2 separate regions of the Homo sapiens genome follow, and region 2 is linked to region 1. A link is an interaction called in ENCODE POLR2A ChIA-PET data of the cell type or tissue named here. Cell type or tissue: PC-9. All regions are shown on one strand. Links, peaks and the distances in the headings refer to the core of each region. The heading gives the core; the rest is flanking DNA. Region 1 holds the start of NUDT13 (nudix hydrolase 13). Region 2 holds the start of MCU (mitochondrial calcium uniporter).

Region 1 (11,303 bases), core at 1,964-9,963:
ACGCAATCTAAATGTCCAACAATATCTGAAACAAGTATCACAATTTTGTTGTTTGTTCACTCTTGTTCATGTAGGATTATATGCTTATGTGCTTCTAATTTTTTTTCTTTGAGACAGGGTCTCACTCTATCATGCAGGCTAGAGTGCAATGACACGATCTCGGCTTATTGCAACTTCCACCTCCCAGGTTCAAGCGACTCTCCCACCTCAGCCTCCTGAGTAGCTGTGACTACAGGTGCACGCCACCATTCCTGGCTAATTTTTGTATTTTTAGTAGAGACGGCTTCACCATGCCGGCCAAGCTGGTCTCGAACTCCTGACCTCGAGTGATCTGCCCGCCTTGGCTTCCCAAAGTGCTGGGATTACAGGCATGAGCCACTGCACCCAGCCTTTATATGCCTCTAAATTTTGGAGCTTGATAGGGCTTTATATATTGGAATCACTGGTTGTGAGTGTGTACTTCCTAAGGAGTTTTATATTTGTATTCACATGGTGCCCCAGGGGTATTTTCAGTCCAAGATTACTACTTAAATTCATTTCTTAGGCTGGGCATGGTGGCTCATGCCTATAATCCCAGCACTTTGGGAGGTAAAGGCAGGAGGATTGCTTGAGCCCAGGAGTTTGAGACCAGCCTGGGCAACATAGCAAGACCCTACCTTACAAACAATAAAAAAAAATTAGCCAGGCATGGTGGTGTACAAGTAGCTACGCATGTGATCCTAGCTACTTGGTGGGAGAATTGATTCAGCCTGGGAGGTTGAGGCTGCAGTGAGCTATGATCATAGCACTGCACTCCAGCCTGTGTGACAGAGCAAGATCCTGTCTCAAAAAGAAAAAAAAGAAAAAAAAATTATTTCTTAGGTTAAGGGTTCTAGAACCACACCACATAGATGGTATAAATTTAACCCCCAAAACTGTATGAAAGCAGGCTAGTGATTTCAAATTCACAGATTTCTAATTTCCCTAGGCTAAGACAAAAAAGTCTTTATCATCTTCATGTGCTATTGTAGATTTTGTTTTCCTACTCTACCTTTCACTGAAGTTTAGTTCTTGGGGGAAGGGGGTGGGGTTATCTACTTTATTTATAGGAAACTTCATGAAATATTATTCAATACAGTTTTTTTCATCTGAAGTGACAGGAATAGAACAATATAATTTTAACATGTTTATTATTCTATTATAGTACCTTAATTTACTTAATTTCTCCCTTACTGTTCATTCATTCAACAGTACTTTAGTGCCTACCATGTGCCAGGCACTGTTTTATGAAGTAGGGGTACCACAGTGGAAAGACAAAGTCTGATCTTAATAGAACTTATATTCAAGTGTGTGAGATATTTTAGATATTATTGGATATTTAGTTTGTTTAAAATTTTTCGGCCAGGTTTGGTGACTTACGCCTGTAATCCCAACACTTTGGGAGGTCAAGGCAGGTGGATTGCCAGAGCTCAGTTCAGACCAGCATGGACAACATGGCAAAACCCTGTCTCTACACAAAAATATAAAAATTAGCCAGGCATGGTGGCATATGCCTGTAGTCCCAGCTACTTGGGGGTTTGAGGTGGGAGGATCGCTTGACCCCAGGAGATCAAGGCTTCAGTGAGCCAAGATTGTACCACTGCACTTCAGCCTGAGTGACAGAGTGAGACTCCATCTCTAAAAAAGTAAAAATATATATTTTTTGATGTTTACTGGTTTATTATATAGGATATTACGAAGGATACAAATGAAGAGATGCATTTAGGTCAGGTATGTGGGGGGAGGGTGCAGAGCTTCCATGACTCCCTGGGTGCACCACCCTCCAGGAACTTCCATGTGTTCAGCTATCCAGAGGCTCTCTGAACCCTGTCCTTTTGGGTTTTTATGGTGGCTTCATTACATAGGCATGATTGACAACCATGTAGAAATCTGATTGGACAAAATGGTTATGATTTCATAATAATAGACTGACCGGAAACCCAGCAATGCCTGTCTGTTCAGGTTCTCCTTGGCCTCTCTGTGCAGCCTTCCTTCCTCCGGAGTATGGGGCACAACCCTCTCTGGAATGAGGGTCTTTGGACCCGCAATCAGATTAGAGTCCTGCCATGGGCAGGTAAAAGGAGGACAGGAGAAGGTAAAAGAGATTTTGTTTCCTGAGGCCTGCCCCTGAGGTCTAAAGTGCCCCACATTATAACAAAAGACTGTAATAAGGGCCATAGGAGTTATGAGCCAGAAACCATGGATGAATATATATATATATGAATATATATATATACACACACACACATATACACACACACAAATATAGTAATATATAATGTATATATAATAATCATAAACCTAAATATATATATAAAATCATAATATCACAATAGTTTAATGGGCCAAACAGAATAATCAAAGCTCAGGTTGGCTAAAACTCACCGTGTCTTAGTAACATAGGTTGACAGCAGCCTATAGCACCAAAAAAATTTTCTCCTGCAAGCTATTCCACAATACAGGGACATTGTCAGGTCCTTAAAAAAAAAAAAAAGGAGTTTTAAAAAAAGTCATAATATGAAATTTAAAGTAATGAATTGCCAAGAGGGTTATACTTTAAGCCAGAATGGGATCACTCTGTAATATTAAGGAAAGACAAACTCAATAGGAGTCAGGTGATCTTGTTTCTAAATTGCATTTCTACCCCTAAGTAGCTATGGGATCTCAACATTTCAGTACTTCTTTCATGATCTAGAAAACTGAAACCTGTTCTACCCACTTAGAGTAAGAATGAAGTAGAAGGAATCCTGTAGATAAGAATATATAAAGTCACAACATTAGGAAATTTTTTCAGAAGGCAGCTATGCAAATTCACATGGATCCAAGATATTTTCTATTTTTTTGTTGCTCATTGGGAAAGAAAAAAAATCTGTAACTAAATAATCCATTCTGGCCAAGATGGTCCCTTTAAATTGTATATCAGTATTTTATTCCCCATGAAAAGTACCTCTCACATTGGCAGTAAAAAAAGTCAAGAATTCATTACAGTTAAATAACCAACCACCCTTTTCACTGTGTCTGAGGAAAGCCAGCTTTGACACTAAATGACCGAGGAACATCTAAAATTTAGTCCTACTTCTTGGTTGCATAATTATGAATCACTGATGATGAATTCTTGGACAGTTTTGGCTACAATCTATGTCCTAGCCATGGGTAAAATATATTTAGCAAATGACATTCAACAAAGTATTTATTGAGTACTGACTTTATTCAGGGTCCCTTAAAGAACACAAAAATGTAAAAGATGAAAATCCCTGCCCTCAAGGAACTCTAGCAGGAGAGAGAAAACAAATATATAGCCAGCTTTCACAGAAGGCAGTATGCAATATGTGGGTTGCAAAGCACTCTAGGAGATTATTAAAAGTATTATTCCTACTTTAATAACCCCAAAACTAGTGTGATATACTATAAAAAATGTATTTAAAGTCATTATTTCTGGCTCATACACCACTCAGAATGTAAACTGGTATGATATTTTTACAGGTTGATTTGGAAATATCTATTAAAGTGTCAAATAATAAGCCTCTCTTTTTCCTCAGCAATTCCATGTTTAGGAATTTACCCTAGGAAGGAAAGGATATGTACAAGAACGTTAACTGAAAATTATGATAAAATGGATTAATACGCGACTTAAGAACAAATAGAAGGGCTGGGTGCGGTGGCTCACGCCTGTAATCCCAGCACTTTGGGAGGCCGAGGCGGGCGGATCACCCGAGGTCAGGAGTTCGAGACCAGCCTCACCAACATGGAGAAACCCCATCTCTACTAAAAATACAAAATTAGCTGGGCGTGGTGGCACACGCTTGTAATCCTGCCTACTTGGGAGGCTGAGGCAGGAGAATCGCTTGAACCTAGGAGGCAGAGGTTGCAGTGAGCAGAGATCGTGCCATTGCACTCCAGCCTGGGCAACAAGAGCAAAACGTCGTCTTAAAAAAAAGAAAAAGAACAAATAGAAAATAATATAACAGTGAAAAAAATATATATATATAGTAACAGGGAGAGAGACTTAGAACACATTATTAAGTAAACAAAAAAAGCAAGGAGGAATTGGAGGTGATACTAGTCAAAGTGTACAAAGTTTCAGTTAGGATGAATAAATTCTGGATATCTATTGTGTTGTATGGTAACTATAGTTCATAATATATTATATACTTGGAAATTACTAAGAAAGTAGATATTAAATATTCTCAACACACACAAAAAATGTGAGGTGATGAATATATTAATTTGCTAGATTTAATCATTTCACAATGTATACCTGTATCAAAACATCACATTGTAAACTATAAATATATACTTTTTTTGTCAAAAAGTATATATTATACTTTAATACCTTAATATTATACCTTAATAAAGCTGGAGAAAAAAACAGGTAACAGTTGGTTAACATGACCTAATTATTTATAAAAAAAAGGACACAGACATACCAATATACATAAATTATATGTATTTAATTATATTTTTCTTTCTATTTTTTTTTGAGACGGAGTTTCGCTCTTGTTGCCCGGGCTGGAGTGCAATGGCGCAATCTCGGCTCACCGCAACCTCCACCTCCCGGGTTCAAGCGATTCTCCTGCCTCAGCCTCTCGAGTAGTTGGGATTACAGGCATACGCCACCACGCCTAGCTAATTTTGTATTTTTTTTAGTAGAGATGGGGTTTCTCCATGTTGGTCAGGCTGGTCTCGAACTCCTGTTCTCAGGTGATCTGCCTGCCTGGGTCTCCCAAAGTGCTGGGATTACAGGCAAGAGCCACTGCCCCCGGCCTTATTTATATTTTTCAAATGACTAGAAGTATACATACCAAACTATTAAAGAGTGACTAATTTGGGGGAGTGGGATGAAGACAAATATTGAAAAAGGTGCCTGTAATTTTTATTTTGTTCATTTTTCTGTACTGAAAAAAAAATTAGCCATGTGTACTTATTCCTTTTAAGACAAAAGAAAAGCCTAATAAAATAGTAGTTCCTGAGACTAACTGGTTAATGAGGCTACCTCCATGCCACTGTTCCCCAAAACACCTCACCATATTCCATGAGCCAAAGGGAATTCATTTGGTGAGTTTCTTGGACCTTGGGAACTGCTGCCTGATGTTTTGCCTAGTTTCTGCTACTAAATTAACCTTAGCCAGTTGTAGATTATCATGGCTGCTGACTCATGAGCTGATGGTCACAGAGCTATTTATGTTTTTAAAAGTACAATGTTTGATAGAGATGAAAGGTAATAGCAGTCTTACCCAACTACTAAATGATGAGGCAAGGTGCTTTAACATTAAGAGTTTCTTTGAACTCCCCAACACAAATGATTCACACGTTTCTTATCCTGTTCATCTTTCCAGAAGAAAGATTATAAAGTACTACAGCGTGACAAAAAAGCCCATCTTGTAGTGAGCCGAGATCGCGCCACTGCACTCCAGCCTGGGCGACAGAGCGAGACTCCGTCTCAAAACAAAAAAACAAAACAAAACAAGACAAAACAAAAAAAGCCCATCTTGAATCTAGTGGTTACTTCCACCGTGAAGAGGCCAGGTTCCCTAGTATTTAAGAGACCTTTTTTTAGGCCGGGCGCGGTGGCTCACGTCTGTAATCCCAGCACTTTGGGAGGCCGAGGTGGGCGGATCACGAGGTCAGGAGATCGAGACCATCCTGGCTAACACGGTGAAACCCCGTCTCTGTTAAAAATACAAAAAAAAGTGGCTGGGCGTGGTGGCGGGCGCCTGTAGTCCCAGCTACTAGGGAGTATGAGGCAGGAGAATGGCATGAACCCAGGAGGCGGAGCTTGCAGTGAGTGGAGATCGTGTCACTGCACTCCAGCCTGGGCGACCAAGTGATACTTCGCCTGTGTTTAGAGTCCGTTTCTCCACGACTGTGGACCTCCATGGGACAGGGAAATATGGAAAACTGAGGAACCACGGGAATACAGCTTTGAAGGTCTCACTGACCTGCTTTATAGTTTGCTTTCTAAAAAATAATTTTCCCTCCTTTAAAAAAAAATAAAAATTAAGGCACAATGTGAGAGGTTGGCAAGTTCCATTTTTAAATGACTCTCCAAAAAAGTATCAGAAAATGATGAGCTGTGGTTACTGATGTAGCTCCACAGTTATGAGGCAAAACTATGGTTATATCCCTGGTTTCTGCAAAAAGGAAGAGATTAAGCTAAAATGTTAAAATGCTGTGACCACGACCTTTTTTCAAGTTCTGATCATGCCTCCCTGTGAAGTCCTTCCTGCACTTAGAAGCTGAGCAGGTTTCTGTTTCACTGTACTCACTCTGAATTCTTTTCGGGGCACCTTCCTAGTCCTCAGGAATCAGCACAAAAGAGGAAACTCCAAATGTTCACGTTCAACGGCTTCCGTTCCCTGGAGGGACCATTGCTGCTTCTGCCACACTTCCCAGAATCCTCCTAGAGATGCACTCTGGGAATTGTAGTTCAGTTCCCAGGCATGCTGCTGTGTTCTCCAGCTGCAAGTTAACCATGATTGTCAAAAGCATGAACATCTAAGATCTTATTACCAAGAGAACTACTGTATCCTTGGAGAAAGTAGGTTAGTATTAGATCCATTTTTTAATTAAAAAAAGATAAAGTCATTAAGTCCACCCTCATACACAGAAGGCATATATTATGAGGCTGGGGAGAGGATGAAGCAGGGGTGGGAATCAAATACCTTTTAACCTTAGTATATCTCTAGTTCTCTCTCTGCACACTTTAGAACTAGCTCTAAAATTTCATGAAGTTCTTCCAATTTAAAAGGATGGGACTCTGTATAGGTATGTATAGATATGTTTGAACTTATGGTAGGATTCATTTCTTGATCAGAGGAAGCGCATTCCATTTGACTGGAAGTAGTCTCCTAGAAGTGTGTCCGGAGTTGGTTCCTTCCAGTGGGTTCTTGGTCTTGCTGACTTCAAGAATGAAGCCGTGGAGCTTTCGGTGAGTGTTATAGCTCTTAAAGGTGGCACGAACCCAAAGAGTGAGCAGCAGCAAGATTTATTGTGAAGAGCGAGAGAACAAAGCTTCCACAGCGTGGAAGGGGACCCGAGTAGGTTGCCGCTGCTGTTGGGGGTGCCAGCTTTTATTCCCTTATTTGTCCCTGCCCACATCCTGCTGAATGGTCCATTTTACAGAGCACTGATTGGTCCATTTTATGGAGTGCTGATTGGTCCATTTGACAGAGTGCTGATTTGTGCATTTACAATCCTTTAGCTAGACACAGAGTGCTGATTGGTGCGTTTTTACAGAGTGCTGATTGGTGCGTTTACAATCCTTTAGCTAGACACAGTGCTGATTGGTGCATTTACAATCCTTTAGCTAGACACAGAGTGCTGATTGGTGTGTTTACAATCCTTTAGCTAGACACAGAGCACTGATTGGTGCATTTTTACAGAGTGCTGATTGGTGTGTTTACAATCCTTTAGCTGGAAACAGAGTGCTGATTGGTGCGTTTACAATCCTTTACCTAGACACAGAGCGCTGATTGGTGCATTTTTACAGAGTGCTGATTGGTGTGTTTACAATCCTTTAGCTGGACACAGAGTGCTGATTGGTGCATTTTTACAGTGTGCTGATTGGTGCATTTACAATTCTCTAACTAGACAGAAAAGTTCACCAAGTCCCCACTCCACCCAGGAAGTCCAGCTGGCTTCACCTCTCAGCAGAGCTACTTTGGTGCTGCTCTCTTCTCGTTTTACTACTGAAGTTACTTGCCTATGAGAGAAGACACTTTTTTTTTTTTTGAGATGGAGTTGCTCTGTCGCTCAGGTTGGAGAGCAGTGGTACGTACAATCTTGGCTTACTGAAACCTCCTCCTCCGGAGTCAAGTGATTCTCCTGCTTCAGCCTCCCGAGCAGCTGGGATAACAGGTGCACACCACCATGCCTGGCTAATTTTTGTATTTTTAGTAAAGCCAGGGTTTCGCCATGTTGACCAGGCTGTCTTAAACTTCTGACCTCAAGTGATCCACTCGCCTCAGCCTTCCAAAGTGCTGGGATTACAGGCGTGAGCCACCGCACCCAGCCAAGAGAAGAAGTCCACTCATTCAACATGTATTTAATGAGTACCCAATGTGCCTAGGACTGTTATAGGGATAGGATACAGCAGGGAACAAAACATGAAAATCTCTGTCCTCATGTAACTTACATTCTAGAAGGGGAAACAAACGAGTAAATATACAATGTGTCGTGGTTATAAAGCTTAAGAAGAAAAATAAAGCAAGATAAGTAGAGGGATTATTTTGCTATTTTATATAGGATGGTCAGCCTCATTGTTAAGATAATATTTAAACAAAGACCCTGAAGAAGGTGATGAAGAAACCAAATTTATATCTATGGAAAGAGATTTGTAGACAGAGCAAAATAAGCATATGCAAAGGCCCTGGGGTGGGAGTGTGCCGTTTGAGGAAAGGCTAGGAAAGAGCATGGTGATCAGAGATGAGATCAGAGTAGGCCGGGCATGGTGGCTCATGCCTGTAATCCCAGCACTTTGGGAGCCCGAGGTGGGCACATCATTTGAGGTCAGGAGTTTTAGACCAGCCTGGCCAACATGGTGAAACCCTACTAAAAATACAAAATTAAGCCAGGTCTGGTGTCACATACCTGTAGTCCCAGCTACTTGGGAGGCTAAGGCACAAGAATCGCTTGAACCCGAGAGGCAGAGGTTGCAGTGAGCTGAGATTGCGCCACTGCACTCCAGCCTGGGTGACAGAGCGAGACATTGTCTGAAAAAAAAAAAAAAAAAATCAGATTGGTTCATTATCCTTAAGGAAGACACAGAAAATTGTAGGGAAACAAGATATAAAGTCAATGGATTCTAAGGATGCTTAGGGGGAAATTGGGGCTCTAATAATTTAAAAAGTCAAAATAACTTTTTGTAGTAATTGTTAAGTGCTATAATAATAAAAATAGCTCAGACTGAGCATTTGCTGTGTTCCAGGCACTATGCTAAGTGTCCCACATATTTGTCATTAATCCTCACATCCTATGAAATCTGTATTAAAATTTGTACTTTAGGCTACGTGTGGTGGCACACGCCTGTAATCCCAGCACTTTGGGGACTGAGGTGGGAAGATTGCTTGAGTTCAGGAGTTCAAGAAACCAGCCTGAGCAACATGACAAAACACCATCTCTACAAAAAATACGAAAATTAGCTGGGCATGGTGGCATGCACCTGCGGTCCCAGCTACTCAGGAGGCTGAGATAGGAGGACTGCTTGAGCCCAGGAGTGAGCCGAGATCATGATGCTGCACTCCATCCAGCTTGGTGACAGAGACACCCTGTCTAAAAAAAAAAAAATTGCACGTTACAGATGAGAAAACATAGGCTTAGAAAAATTAAGTAGGGGAGGCGCGGTGGCTCACACCTGTAATCCCAGCACTTTGGGAGGCCAAGGCGGGTGGATCACAAGGTCAGGAGTTTGAGACCAGCCTGGCCAATATCGTGAAACCCCGTCTCTACTAAAAATACAAAAATGAGCCAAGTGTGGTGGCGTGCTCTTGTAGCCCCAGCTACTCGGGAGGCTGAGACAAGAGAATCGCTTGAACCCAGGAGGTGGAGGTTGCAGTGAGCCAAGATTGAGCGACTACATTCCAGCCTGGGCAACAGAGTGAAACTCCATCTCAAAAAAAAAAAAAAGAAAAGTAATTTGTCCATATTTACACAGCTAATCAGTAGAAGTGTTGGGATATTAAACTAAATCTGTCTTAAGAAAGAATCTGTACTTTTGACCACCATACTATAGACCTGGATTGTATCTCTGACTGGGTGTGAGGTAGAGAAGTTGAACATAAATATTGGAAAATATTGGAAGGATTGAAAGAATCCCATGTTCATAAATTGGAAGGCCTAATTTGGTTAAAATGGCATATTCCCCAAATTGATCTACAGATTCAATGCAATTTCTATTAAAATCTCATCTGGCTTTTTTTGCATAAGCAACAAAGGAAAAAATAAGACATCAAAATTTTAAGAACTTTTGTGCTACAAACAATATCATGAAGAATATAGAAAGATAACTCACAGAATTGGGAAAAATTATTGCAAGACATGTATCTGATAAGGGACTTCTATCTGGAATATATAAAGAACACTTAAATAACACAGTAATAAAAAGATAAACAACCAAATTTTAAAATGAGCAAAGAATCTGAATAGATACGTCTTCAAGGAAGATAGAAAAATGACCCATAAGCACATGAAAAGATTTGCATGGGAAATGCAAATCAAAATCATAATGAGATATCATTTTATACCCAATAGGATAGCTACAATCAAAATGCAGATAATGACAAGGAGTGGTGAGGATGTGGTGGAATTGGAATCCTCATACACAGCTGGTAAAATTGTAAATGGTGCTGCCGCTTTTGAAAACAGTTTGGTGGTTCCTCGTAAAGTTAAATATAGAGTTACCAAATGACCCAGCAATTTAACTCCTGGATTTATATTCCCAAGAGAATTGAAAACAAATGTCCACAAAAACTTGTAAATTAATTTTTGTGAAGCATTATTCACAATATTCAAAAAAAGTACAAACAACCCAAGTGACTATCAACTGATAAATGGAGAAGCAAAATGTGGCATATCCAACCATGCAATGACATATTTCTGGCAACAAAGAGGAATTATATATACTACAATATGGATAAAGCTTGAAAACATTATGCTAAGTGAAATAATCCAGTCACAAAAGAGTACATATTGTATTCCTACGAAATGTTCATAACAGGCAAATCTATAGAGACAGAAAGCAGATTAGTGGCTGCCTAGGAATGGGGGCAATTTATATGAAATATACCTAGGGTTGTGATTGCACTTATGTGAAATATTCAGAATAGGCAAATCTGTAAGACAAAAAGTGCCTAGGGATGGGGATGAGGATAGTGTTCAAAGATAATGAGGAGTAACTGCTCATGGAAACAGGATTTTGTTTTTTGTGGGATTTTTTTTTTTTTAAGACAGGATCTTGGCCGGGCGCGGTGGCTCACGACCGTAATCCTAGCACTTTGGGAGGTCGAGGCGGGTGGATCACGAGGTCAGGAGTTCAAGACCAGCCTGGCCAATATGGAGAAACCCTGTCTCTACTAAAAATACAAAAATTAGCTAGGTATGGTGGCGCGTGCCTGTAATCCCAGCTACTCCGGAGGCTGAGGAAGAATTGCTTGAACTGGGACCCGGGAAGCAGAGGTATCAGTGAGCCGAGATCGCGCCACTTGCACTCCATCCTGGGCGATAGAGGGAGACTCTGTCTCAAACAAACAAACAAAAAAAGACAAAGTCTCCCTCTGTCGCCCAGGCTG
Region 2 (11,224 bases), core at 1-8,000, 420 kb after region 1:
ACGAAGAAGGGAGGGAACGCGATTGGGGGCGAGTCGGGGAGAGGTTCAAGTCCCGTGCCTTCCCCGCCCTGGTGTCCCCAGTCCTGCGGGAACATCCCCGCCGTCGCCCCTCCTCCTCCTCTCGGCTTCCTCCCGCCCGCCCTCCCTTCCTGGTCGCCGCCGCAGGCGCCTGAAGGGCACGGCGGCTCCTCGGTGCCCGGCAACCTCCGGAGCGGCCGGGAGTTGAGGTAACTCGCCTGCTGCCCCGGCGGCCTGCCCGCCGGCGGCTCCCACACGCCAGCGCCGCCCCGCCCTCCCCGGAGCCTCCGGGCGCGCTCGCTCACCGTCCGGTGGTGCTGCTGCTGCCGGTGGCGGCTGACGCCCAGCCCAGGGAAGCAGCCGGCAGTCAGCGCCCCGCAGCCGCCGGCGCCCCCGCCGCCGCCGCCCCGAGAGGAGAGGAGCAGCAGGAGCGATCTACCTGCGGCGGCCGCCATCTCTCAACTGGAAACGGCGCCGACCCAGGCAGCGCAGCGGACGGCCAGGGCGGAGCTAAGACCCGCCACTCACCGACGCCGGGCCAACTAAAGCCCTTGACTGAGTTGATGAGGCGGGGCTTCCTGCAAGGTCCAATCGACAGGCGGGAGAACCACACTGGAAGCTGCCAGTCCCTTCCAGAGTTACCTATAGTGGGACATAGTCAATTACGGGCAAATTCTAGGGAACCCATAATTGACACCCAAACCCGTGAAAATAACAGCAATAGAGATGGCATGTTCAGTTCGGCTAATCTTCACCAACAATAGAGCTATGATAAGAGTAACGGGGGATATAGATATTTGTGAAAAGCTTTGTTCGAAGTTGAGTTCTAAGTGAGTGTTCTAAGTTGGCAAAATAGGCACCAAATTAATAACCATTAACGGTGTATGCTGTAACTCTCAACTACACGCCTAGAATTATCATTCATAACTGATAATATTTAGATATGCTGAAATTAACTCTACATCACGGAGTGATCTAATGACTGTGATGCGTAGCATAATATAGGAGAGGTAGAACGATTACAATATCAAAGTCCCAGAATGAGTACATGCCTTCAGAGTGAATTAACTGACGTGTATACATCTCAAATACCCAATTCATTTTTACAGCACCTTTATACGGATATTCTCACACTCTCCAGAAACAGCACTATTTTATCATATTTGACTTTGTGTGCATTTACAGAAACAGAACACATTAATAACGTAATAAAAAATCATGTAAGGCCGGGCGCGGTGGCTCACGCCTGTAATCCCAGCACTTTGGGAGGCAGAGGCGGGCGGATCACGAGGTCAGGAGATCGAGACCATCCTGGCTAACACGGTGAAACCCCATCTGTACTAAAAATACAAAAAATTAGCCAGGCGTGGTGGCGGGCGCTTATAGTCCCAGCTATTCCGGAGGCTGAGGCAGGAGAATGGTGTGAACCCGGGAGACGGAGCTTGCAGTGAACCGAGATCGGGCCATTGCACTCCAGCCTGGGCGACACAGCAAGACTCCATCTCAAAAAAAAAAAAAAAAATTCATGTAAAAGGCTATTTTAATGATGCTTCATAATTTTGCCGAAATAGTTATCAGAATACGCTTTGGAATAACAAACACTTTCTCTTGAAAAACACTTCTTTCCACTTAAACTCACAATGAGGGCTCCTTGAATACTGCCTAAGAAAGATTTTGGGTCCTGAATTTCCTTAGAAGAGTATTTCCTTGCTAGCTGTTTATTATTATGAGCTGATTAAATTCTCACACCTCTTTTTAAAATCTGGAGCAGGAAAATAGTTTGGGAAGCAAATACAAGCATTATTTTAAATTTTGGAAAACATCTTTGTAGTGTAGCCTTAGATGATAAATTTAAAACAAAAACAAAACACACACATAAATACGAAGAAAATGTTATCACTTATTCTAAGAATATTCTTTAAAGTTTGACTGAAATGGTACCTTCTTGGCCAAGAATAGCTAAAAAATGACGTGGAAGTTTTTTGTTTGTTTAATCCTTATGCCCCACCTACACCAAAACAGTGAGATGATTGGCTTCTCCGGGGTAGATATCATGTCACTCACTCAAAAGGCTTTATTGCCCAACAGGTGGAACTTGAGACCTCAAGAATGAGCCCCCATTCAACAGCTGCACACAGTAATCCCCCTAGTTGGAAATCCATGACATTCCTGGAACAATTTCCCTTACAATTATTTTCCACCCATCTATATTTATCCCAACTGCATTTGATGTATTTACCCATGCTGTGCCATTTTCTCTCTCACCCCTTCATGCCTTCTTACAGAGATCACCATGGATTTTAGTTTTGTTTTTATTTTCTGTGCTGTCACCAGATCTAGCTATGAATCAGGATTGCTCCATTTCCACTTTCCACTTTAAGAAATTTTACTAGAATTGCCTTTACTCTATTTTTCCAAGCATGAAAATTAGATGTGCATCCTGCAGTGAGATTTACTCATATGCATTAGCAAAAGAACTAAGTAAATAATACTTTTAAGTGCACAAACATGAAATGGGCAGTATTAGCAAAAGTTTTCATCCTACCTATTTACCAAAATGTGTCATCTTTTATCTACTAAGATGAAACCACTGATGCACCAGAGAGAGATAGGCTGTATAAATCTGAGGATTCACTGACTATACTCAGTTCTGGGTGTTGATAATCCAAGGCCGGCAATTAATTTAAACAAATATCAATTATCTCCTCACAGAGAAAAACTTCTTCATAGCTGCAAAGGACATATCTCATATGAGCTGGTTGGCCAAGCCTGATAAGGAGAAAGTGTAGATAGCTCAACAGAAAGTTCTTCTCAAACCTAAAAAAAAGTATGTGTGTGTGTGCCTGTATATACACACACATTATATAGAGAGAGAAGGAAAGGGAATTAACATACCTGCTATGTGCCAGAGATTGTGCTGATCACTCCAGAGATACTACATTTAAAAAGGAGGGCAAGACAACCACAGAAAACTTTTAAAAATTGTAACTTTCATGAGAAAGAAGTTGAAGAAAACCTCAATGTCTTCCAATAGGGAAATGGTTAAATACATTAGACACTAACTTTGTAACAGAAAATTATTCAACCATTAAAAAATTGAGGGCCAAGCACAGTGGCTCATATCTGTAATCCCAGCTCTTTGAGAGACTGAGGCAGGAGGATCATTTGAGACCACATATTTGAGACTTGCCTGGGCAACACAGCGAGACCCTATCTCTAAAAATATATATTTTTTAATTAGTTGGGTGTGGTGGTGCACGCCTGTAGTCCCAGCTACTCAGGAGGCTGAGGCAGGAGGCTTGCTTGGGCCCAGGAAATTTGAGGTTATGGTGAGCTATGATCATGGCACTGCACTCTAGCCTGGGTGAGAGAGCGAGACTCTCTCTCTTAAAAAAAAATTATTCTATCTATACTTTTTTATTATATAATATATATATTTTTATTTATATATGTGTATATATATATTTTTTTGAGACGAAGTCTCACTCTATCGCCCAGGCTGGAGGGCAGTGGCACGATTTTGGCTCACTGCAAGCTTTGTCTCCTGGGTTCAGAGGCGATCCTCTCGCCTCAGCCTCCTGAGTAGCTGGGAATACAGGTGTTGCACCACCACGCCCAGCTAATTTTTGTATTTTTGGTAGAGATGGGGGTTTCACCACGTTGGCCAGGCTGGTCTTGAACTCCTGACCTCAAGTGATTCTCCCACCTCAGCCTCCCAAAATGCTTGGATTACAGGTGCTATCTATACATTTAAATAATATAGATAACACAGTATAGATGACCCTTTTTAAAGTAATTTATATATATGTATAACTTAGATAGATGGTAATTTCCAGAAGAAAACATGTTACCTCTGGGAAGTTTTAAGGGGTAGCTATTCTTCTGAATGGTTTAAAGTATTCTCATCTGCTTGAATTTAAGATGTATATGTATACACATCTTACAATTTATATATATATGAAAAGTAAATTGTTCTCACCTGCATATTACTTTGTAATTTTAAAAACATGGTCACTAAAACCAACATGGCTGCAGAATTGTTTTCTGTGCCAACTCTTAAGCACAGGTTGATCTTTTTTTTTTTTTTTTTTTTTTAAGCTAAAACTAATCAGAACAGGCTTCCTGGAGCAAGAAACCTTAACTAGGTTCTCTACTATCTTTTTTTTTTTTTTAAGCTAAAACTAATCAGAACAGGCTTCCTGGAGCATGAAACCTTAACTGGGTTCTCTACTAAAATGTACACTGACGTCAGCTCTCAAGTATGACTCAACTCAGTGGAGTATTTGCCTAAACATTCCAGAATAGCTAGGGTAGGTGATGCACACGGTTCATTGACATGATCAGGAAAGCATAAAAGGAATCTGCCCAGAGATCTAGGGGCTGCATTTCATTGTTTACTGATAATACGAATTATTATTCAAGTGAAATCAACAGTATTTAACAGGAAAAGGTATACGAAGAGGAAAGCCAAAAGGAAAGGGTTTCGCCTTCCAATATTTATCACGAACCACAGCCTAGACCTGTTTGCTGGCTATGCTTTACTGTTTTTCCAGATGTTTTTATTCCCATTTCTCCTCATATATCCACCTGCAGTCATCTCTTCATCACTACCACGCCTGTTCCCATGACTTCCTAGTTTCTGTGATGATTTCTGTCTTTTTTCTGTCAGCTCCTCTGGATCATAAATATTTCTAGTCAGTGTAGTTGAGAAGGGTTCTACTCTTAAACTGCAGGACATATATTTTTCTGTCTATATCTATATTTATTTTCACTTCACACACACACACACACACACACACACACACACAATTTTTCCTTCCTCATTTTTCTCTTTTTTCTTCCTCCAACACTCCCATTTCCCTTACTCTAATATAGATTTCGACCCTACTCTAAATCAGAGATACCAGCCTGGGCAACATGGCAAGACCCTAGCTCTACAAAAAAATTAGCCAGGTGTGGTGATGCGTGTCAGTACTCTCAGCTACTGAGGAGGCTGAGGTGAGAGGATCCCTTAAACCCAGGAGTTGGAGGCTTCAGTAAGCTATGATAGGGCCACTGATAGGGCCTGGATGACAGAGTAAGATTATGTCTCAAAAAAGTGAATAAATAAAAATACTAAGTCAGAGATAGATTTATATATTCCCTGTAAAATGTTTTGTGTGGAAGGAGGCTCATGTCCTGGTCTCCAAAGGATGACAGACTCCACATTCATTTTATAACTTAGTGGCCTTATAATCTAACATTGTTTTAGGTCAGGAACATCCAATCTGCAAGTTTTTCTGTCTAGAGCAGAACTCCAGGAAAACATTGAGTTGAGAAGGGCAGGGCTTGTTCAAATAGGATTATCTTTGTTCGTGTTTCTCGGAATCTGAGAGGCTGGCAGCATACTTTAAAGCTGTCCTTTTTGTGTTCCGTTGACGTGTGGTCTCCCGTAATCTTCTGCTTACTAGACTTCTTGATATAGGAAGTCTTTTGTCTCTATCAGAAGTGATTTAAGGGGTGGGACACTAATTTTACACTTAAATAAACCACACCTCCTAAGTGAATAAGAATTCGGCTCACATTCTTATGGGACCCAACACCATCCATTCCAGAGCATTTAAAAGGGCCAAAAGATCACAACTTTCTCTAATAGGGTTGAACTACAAAAAAATCCCAAACTGGTAAAGTGGCTCCTCTCTCAGCAATCCCCTGCCCAGATATCTTTTTTTTTTTTTTGAGATGGAGTCTCACTCTGTGGTCCAGGCTGGAGTACAGTGGTGTGATCTCGGCTCACTGCAACCTCTGCCTCCTGGGTTCAAGTGATTCTCCTGCTTCAGCCTCCCGAGTAGCTGAGATTACAGGCATGTGCCACCACACCCGGCTAATTTTGTATTTTTAGTAGAGACAGGGTTTGTCCATGTGATTCACCCGCCTCAGCCTCCCAAAGTGCTAGGATTACAGGCATGAGCCACCGCACCCGGCCTCCTGCCCAGATATCTACTCTCCGTACCCTGAACATGCCCTGACACTTCCAACCTCCACTCTTTGCTCCTACTCTCCCTGTAGCCACCTGTCCTACTGTTCTTTTGAATACCAGCTTGGTCGCATCTGAGGGTAAATGTCCCAGTAAAATTAAACTCTCCCTCTTGCATCTTCTCATAATTTGTTGTTTGACTTTCTATCTCAGTATCTCGGTCCTGGATCTGAGCTGATCTGACTGGGAGGTCTGTCATAGGCCTTGATTATCACATCTACTTAATTAGGCTATTTTGACTGGCTGGGCCACAGTTCCCTTCTTTCACCATTCTATGTATATTTCATATCAAAATTGTTTATGTTACTATCTTTCTCCTACAGAGCTCTTCCAGGTTAGAGGTGCCAATCTGGCAAATTAATTGAAGCTAACTTTAGATGATGTCAGTTAGATTGCCTCCTTAGATTGCCTCTTTTATACAACACTTATATTTATAGGAGCTTCCAATGCTGATATCTTAAAAGAATTTCACAAAGTATGGCAAGTCTAAAAAAATTATTTTGGTCCCTTAAAAGTCTTCAAAAATTCATCAAATACTGAGCCATATTAGTCTGCCTTCTTCAAGGTCCCATACATCTTTATATCATGCCGGGTTTTGTCCAAATTTCAGCTCCTCTTAAACTAAACTAATATATTTTCAAAATGCTATTTTTGGGGCTGGATGCAGTGGCTCACACCTGTAATCCCAGCATGTTGGGAGGCCAAGCTGGGAGGATCATTTGAGCCCGGGAGTTTGAGACCAGCCTGGGAGCAACATAGTGAGACTCTATCTCTACAAAAAAATTTTAAAATTAGCCTGGTGTGGTGGCATATGTCTGTAGTCCCAGCTGCTTGGGAGGCTGAAGTGGGAGTATCACTTGAGCCCAGGAAGCTGAGGCTGCAGTGAGCCATGATCATACCACTGCATTCCAGCCTTGGTGACATAGGAGGACTCCATCCCTAAAAAAAAAAAGAAAAGAAAAGAAAAGAAAAAGCTATATTCGTTCTCAATTTTGATATAATGTATATAATCTTCATCAGTACTTATTTACACATGAACACATAGAATCTGGGCTATGGATTGTACTTGGTGGCAGGCAGGGCGTGGAGGAAACTGTAGGCGTGAGATTGGTCATTGCCGGTTAACAACAGGTGCAAACGCTGCTCTTTAAATTTAGCCATTGCACTTGGCATCTTGTCTCTCAGTCGTCACTTACAGCAACTGCTGCTGATTTGGAAAGGATCAAGGAAAGGATGACAGAAAGGGTCACATTTATTAAAAGGCAGAGAGAAAAAGTTTTGTTCTCTTTTATTTAATAAAAACTAACCTAAGGAATGAAAAATAGTAAAAGACTTGGAGAGCATAAAGATAGCTTAAAAAATAGAAGAGGGAGGCCAGGCATGGTGGCTCATGCCTGTAATCCCAGCACTTTTGGTGGCCGAGGTGGGCGGATCACCTGAGGTCAGGACTTCAAGACCGGCCTGGCTAACATGGTGAAACACCCTTTCTACTAAAAATACAAAAAATAAGTGGGCATGATGGTGTGCGCCTATAATCCCAGGTACTCTGGAGGCTGAGGCAGGAGAATAGCTTGAACCTGGGAGCTGGAGGTTGCAGTGAGCCAAGATCACACCATTGCACTCCATCTTGGGCAACAAGAGCAAAACTCTGTCTCAAAAAAAAAAAAAAAAAAAGAATAGAAGGGGGAAGGAAATTATTCAGAGATAATTATTAACAAATTGTTCTTAATTAGGCACTTTAAAAGCCATTCCAGCTGCCAAAATTGGGAGCAAAAGCATCTAAAAGCATTGGTTGAAGCTCAGAAAATAATTATTATTAATTCAGAGTTGGGATAAGAGTAGGCGACAAGACCTGGATTGATATAATTTACTAATTCATTCGTTGTCAGTCAGTCAAGAAAAATATATTGAATAGTAGGTGCCAGGCAACATATGTGAGGAGAAATTTTCCAAAATTTGCATTCCCTATATTGTGTATTTCTTTTTCTGAAATATTTATCTAACTACCATAACCCTGACCTTGAAATGGAATAAATCCTTCCCATAACTTTGTAGTCCAACATTTACACATCACTCCAAAGAATGAAAGATCCCTTGAGTAATCTCAGAACATTAACATAACATGAATTTAAAACATACCACCAATGTAATAATCACCCCACTCAATGACTTTATTAAGAAAACATGAAGAGGCCAGGCATAGTGGCTCACACCTGTAATGACAGCACTTTGGAAGGCCAAGGCGGGTGAATCACCTGAGGTCAGGGGTTTGAGACCAGCCTGACCAATATGGCGAAACCCTGCCTCTACTAAAAATACAAAAATCAGCCAGGTGTGATGGCATGCACCTGTAGTCCCAGCTACTCAGGAGGCTGAGACAGGAGAACTGTTTGAACCGAGGAGGCAGAGGTTGCAGTGAGCCGAGATCGCGCCACTGCACTCCAGCCTGGGTGACAGAGCGAGACTCCGGAAAGAAAAAAAAAAGAAGACATGAGGAATAGCCAGGTACAGTGGCACACCTATAATCCCAGCCACTGGGGAAGCTGAGGCAAAGGCAGGAGGATCACTGGAGCCCAGAAGTTCGAGACTAGCCTGGGCATCATAGTGAGGCCCTGCCTCCATTAAAAAAAAAAAGACACAAAGAAATTGTAATTTTTTTCCTGTCAATGCATAGTAGAGTACAATTCTATTTAAATAGTTTTAAGCTACTTCATTGCCTAGGGTAAAAACTAAATTTCTGTCTCAGGGAATTATAAGATGACATTGTGTTACTTTCTTCATGCCTTGCTTTGCTAAGATATATATATATTAGGTTGAAACAGGGCCCTTTGGGTTACTCACTATCGAGGAAATAACTAAACTAATAAGCTTGTTAAAATTTAAGCTGGCCAGGCTCAGTGGCTTACGCCTATAATCCCAGCACTTTGGGAGGCCGAGGCGGGCAGATCACCAGGTCAGGAGATCGAGACCATCCTGGCTAACACGGTGAAACCCCGTCTCTACTAAAAATACAAAAAATTAGTCGGGCGTGGTGGCAGGCACCTGTAGTCCCAGCTACTCGGGAGGCTGAGGCGGGAGAATGGCATGAACCTGGGAGGTGGAGCTTGCAGTGAGCCGAAATTGTACCACTGCACTCCAGCCTGGGCTACAGAGCGAGACTCTGTCTCAAAAAAAATAAAATAAAATAAAAAATTTAAGCTGAGTTTTCAGCATCTATAAATTCTACTACTTTAGGACCCTGAAGCAATTATGCCTATTATTTATTTGATAAAAATATTTTGTTTATTGCCAAGAAGAGAAAGTTTTCACATAATACCACTAGATGATTAACCCAAGACATGTGAAAGGTCCTTACTCAGAATGCCAAGTTAATTTCGAAATATCTTTATTATTACCTCCCACAATATAGATTTGATATCAAAGAGGATTTAATAAAGATTGTAAAGATGTAATGGTTCTTTTAAAATCGCCTTTGCTGCTTTGCTGCTTTCTTACCAATTTTGCCTTTTGGAAGGTGAAAAAATATGAAGAGACAAATAACTGCTTGTTTGCCAACCAGGTCCCCTTCTCAGAAATAGTCCTGGGACCGGCTGGGTGTGGTGGCTCATGCCTGTAATCCCAGCACTTCGGGAAGCTGAGGTAGGAAGACTGCTTGAGCTCAGGAACTTGAGACCATCCTGGACAACACAATGAGACCTTGTCTCTACAAAAAATAAGCAAAATTAGCCAGGCGTGGTGGCACATGCTTGTGGTCCCAGCTACTCAGTAGGCTGAGGTGATAAGATCGCTTGAGCCAGGAAGGATGAGGCTGCAGTGAGCTGAGATCACATGCCTGCACTCCAGCCTTGGCAACAAAGCAAGACTCCATCTCTTAAAAAAAAAAAAAAAAAAAGTCCTTGCCGGGTGTGGTGGCTCCCCATCTCTATTAAAAAATACAAAAAATTAGCCGGGCATAGTGGCACATGCTTGTAGTCCCAGCTACTCGGGAGGCTGAGGCAGGAGAATCACTTGAACCTGGGAGGTGGAGGTTGCAGTGAGCTGAGATCGTGCCACTGCACTCCAGCCTGGGCAACAGAGCAAGACGCTGTCTCGAAAAAAAGAAAAAGTCCTGGGACATAAGTGAATCTTCTTGAATTAAATTTTACATATAAGCTAATACTAAGCAGGCTAATTTTGAAAAGTAAAACCCTAATCATCTCTAGAATGCATCCTTTAGGATGGAATTCTCAATTTTTGTTTCATCTTGACAGATACACTTTTAATAAATGCTGGTCACAAAGAATAGTTCCTAAAAGCATCTGAATAAATAAGATGAACTTTGGCTTTATACTCTTCCAAATCTGTTAGCTGTAACTACACTGCGTCCAGACATCTCCTAGCTAAAAGGATCTGAAATACTTCTTAAATTTAATAAAACAAATTCTGCAACTGCAGTAATGGTTATCCTTGAGGTCCAAGAAATTAACTCTTTATTTCAACAAATAATATGACTTGGTTAAGTTACCACAGCTAACAAAATGAAGTCTCTGGCCTAACAAAGCTTACCATATAATAAAAATAAGGGAAGCAGGGGAGGATTGTAGGAGGTCATTCACCCAGATTTGAGGATCTGAGAAGGCACTTCCAGGGAAGCAATATTGGGTGAGGTCTGAAAGATTAGTAGGAGTAAATGCCAGAGGGAGAGTAGCAACATTTGATATCAGAGAGGCAATAGGAGCAGGTGACAAAGTATCTCATAAAACAGATTAAGAAATTTGTGTTAAGAATTTGTATTGCCGGGCCTGGTGCCTCACGCCTGTAATCCCAGCACTTTGGGAGGCCGAGGTGGGTAGATCATGAGGTCAGGAGCTCAAGACGAGCCTGGCCAAGATGGTGAAATCCCGTCTCTACTAAAACTACAAAAATTAGCTGGGCGCAGTGGCAGGCGCCTATAATCCCAGCGATTTGGGAGGCTGAAGCAGGAGAATCGCTTGAACCTGGGTGGCAAAGGTTGCGGTGAGCTGAGATCGTGCCACTGTACTCTAGCCTGGGCAACAGATTGAGACTCCATCTCAAAAAAAAAAAAAAAGAATTTGTATTAAGGAATCTGTATTAAACAATTTAGTATTCCTCTTTTATAAATGAAGAAATTGAGGTTAAGAATCTGCCCAAATTCAGGTTGGGTGCGGTGGCTCATGCCTGTAATCCCAG

Evidence for each region. ChIA-PET counts read pairs that join two places held together with the same protein. Peaks named below come from ENCODE experiments on the same cell type or tissue, not always from the same donor. Only the 100,000 strongest peaks of a DNase experiment are listed, where the experiment ranks them.
Region 2: POLR2A ChIA-PET joins it to region 1 with 13 read pairs; 2 of 35 experiments call an interaction of 5 or more read pairs at or near these places.

Annotation. Positions count from the first base shown.
Region 1 is chr10:73,105,549-73,116,851 of GRCh38, reverse strand. NUDT13 (nudix hydrolase 13) reads right to left here and starts at 6,397. Exons shown (of 9, transcript NM_015901.6): 1 at 6,285-6,397; 2 at 2,404-2,495. The coding sequence starts at 2,486. RefSeq lists a silencer at 9,425-9,665. In PC-9, for the core only: no CTCF peak of the experiment used is centred there; DNase peaks (open chromatin) are centred at 5,251, 5,751 and 6,361; H3K4me3 peaks cover 2,102 bases; H3K27ac peaks cover 3,711 bases.
Region 2 is chr10:72,681,401-72,692,624 of GRCh38, reverse strand. MCU (mitochondrial calcium uniporter) reads right to left here and starts at 482. Exons shown (of 8, transcript NM_138357.3): 1 at 324-482. The coding sequence starts at 473. RefSeq lists silencers at 5-54, 145-604 and an enhancer at 805-864. In PC-9, for the core only: no CTCF peak of the experiment used is centred there; DNase peaks (open chromatin) are centred at 584 and 4,284; H3K4me3 peaks cover 1,423 bases; H3K27ac peaks cover 1,603 bases.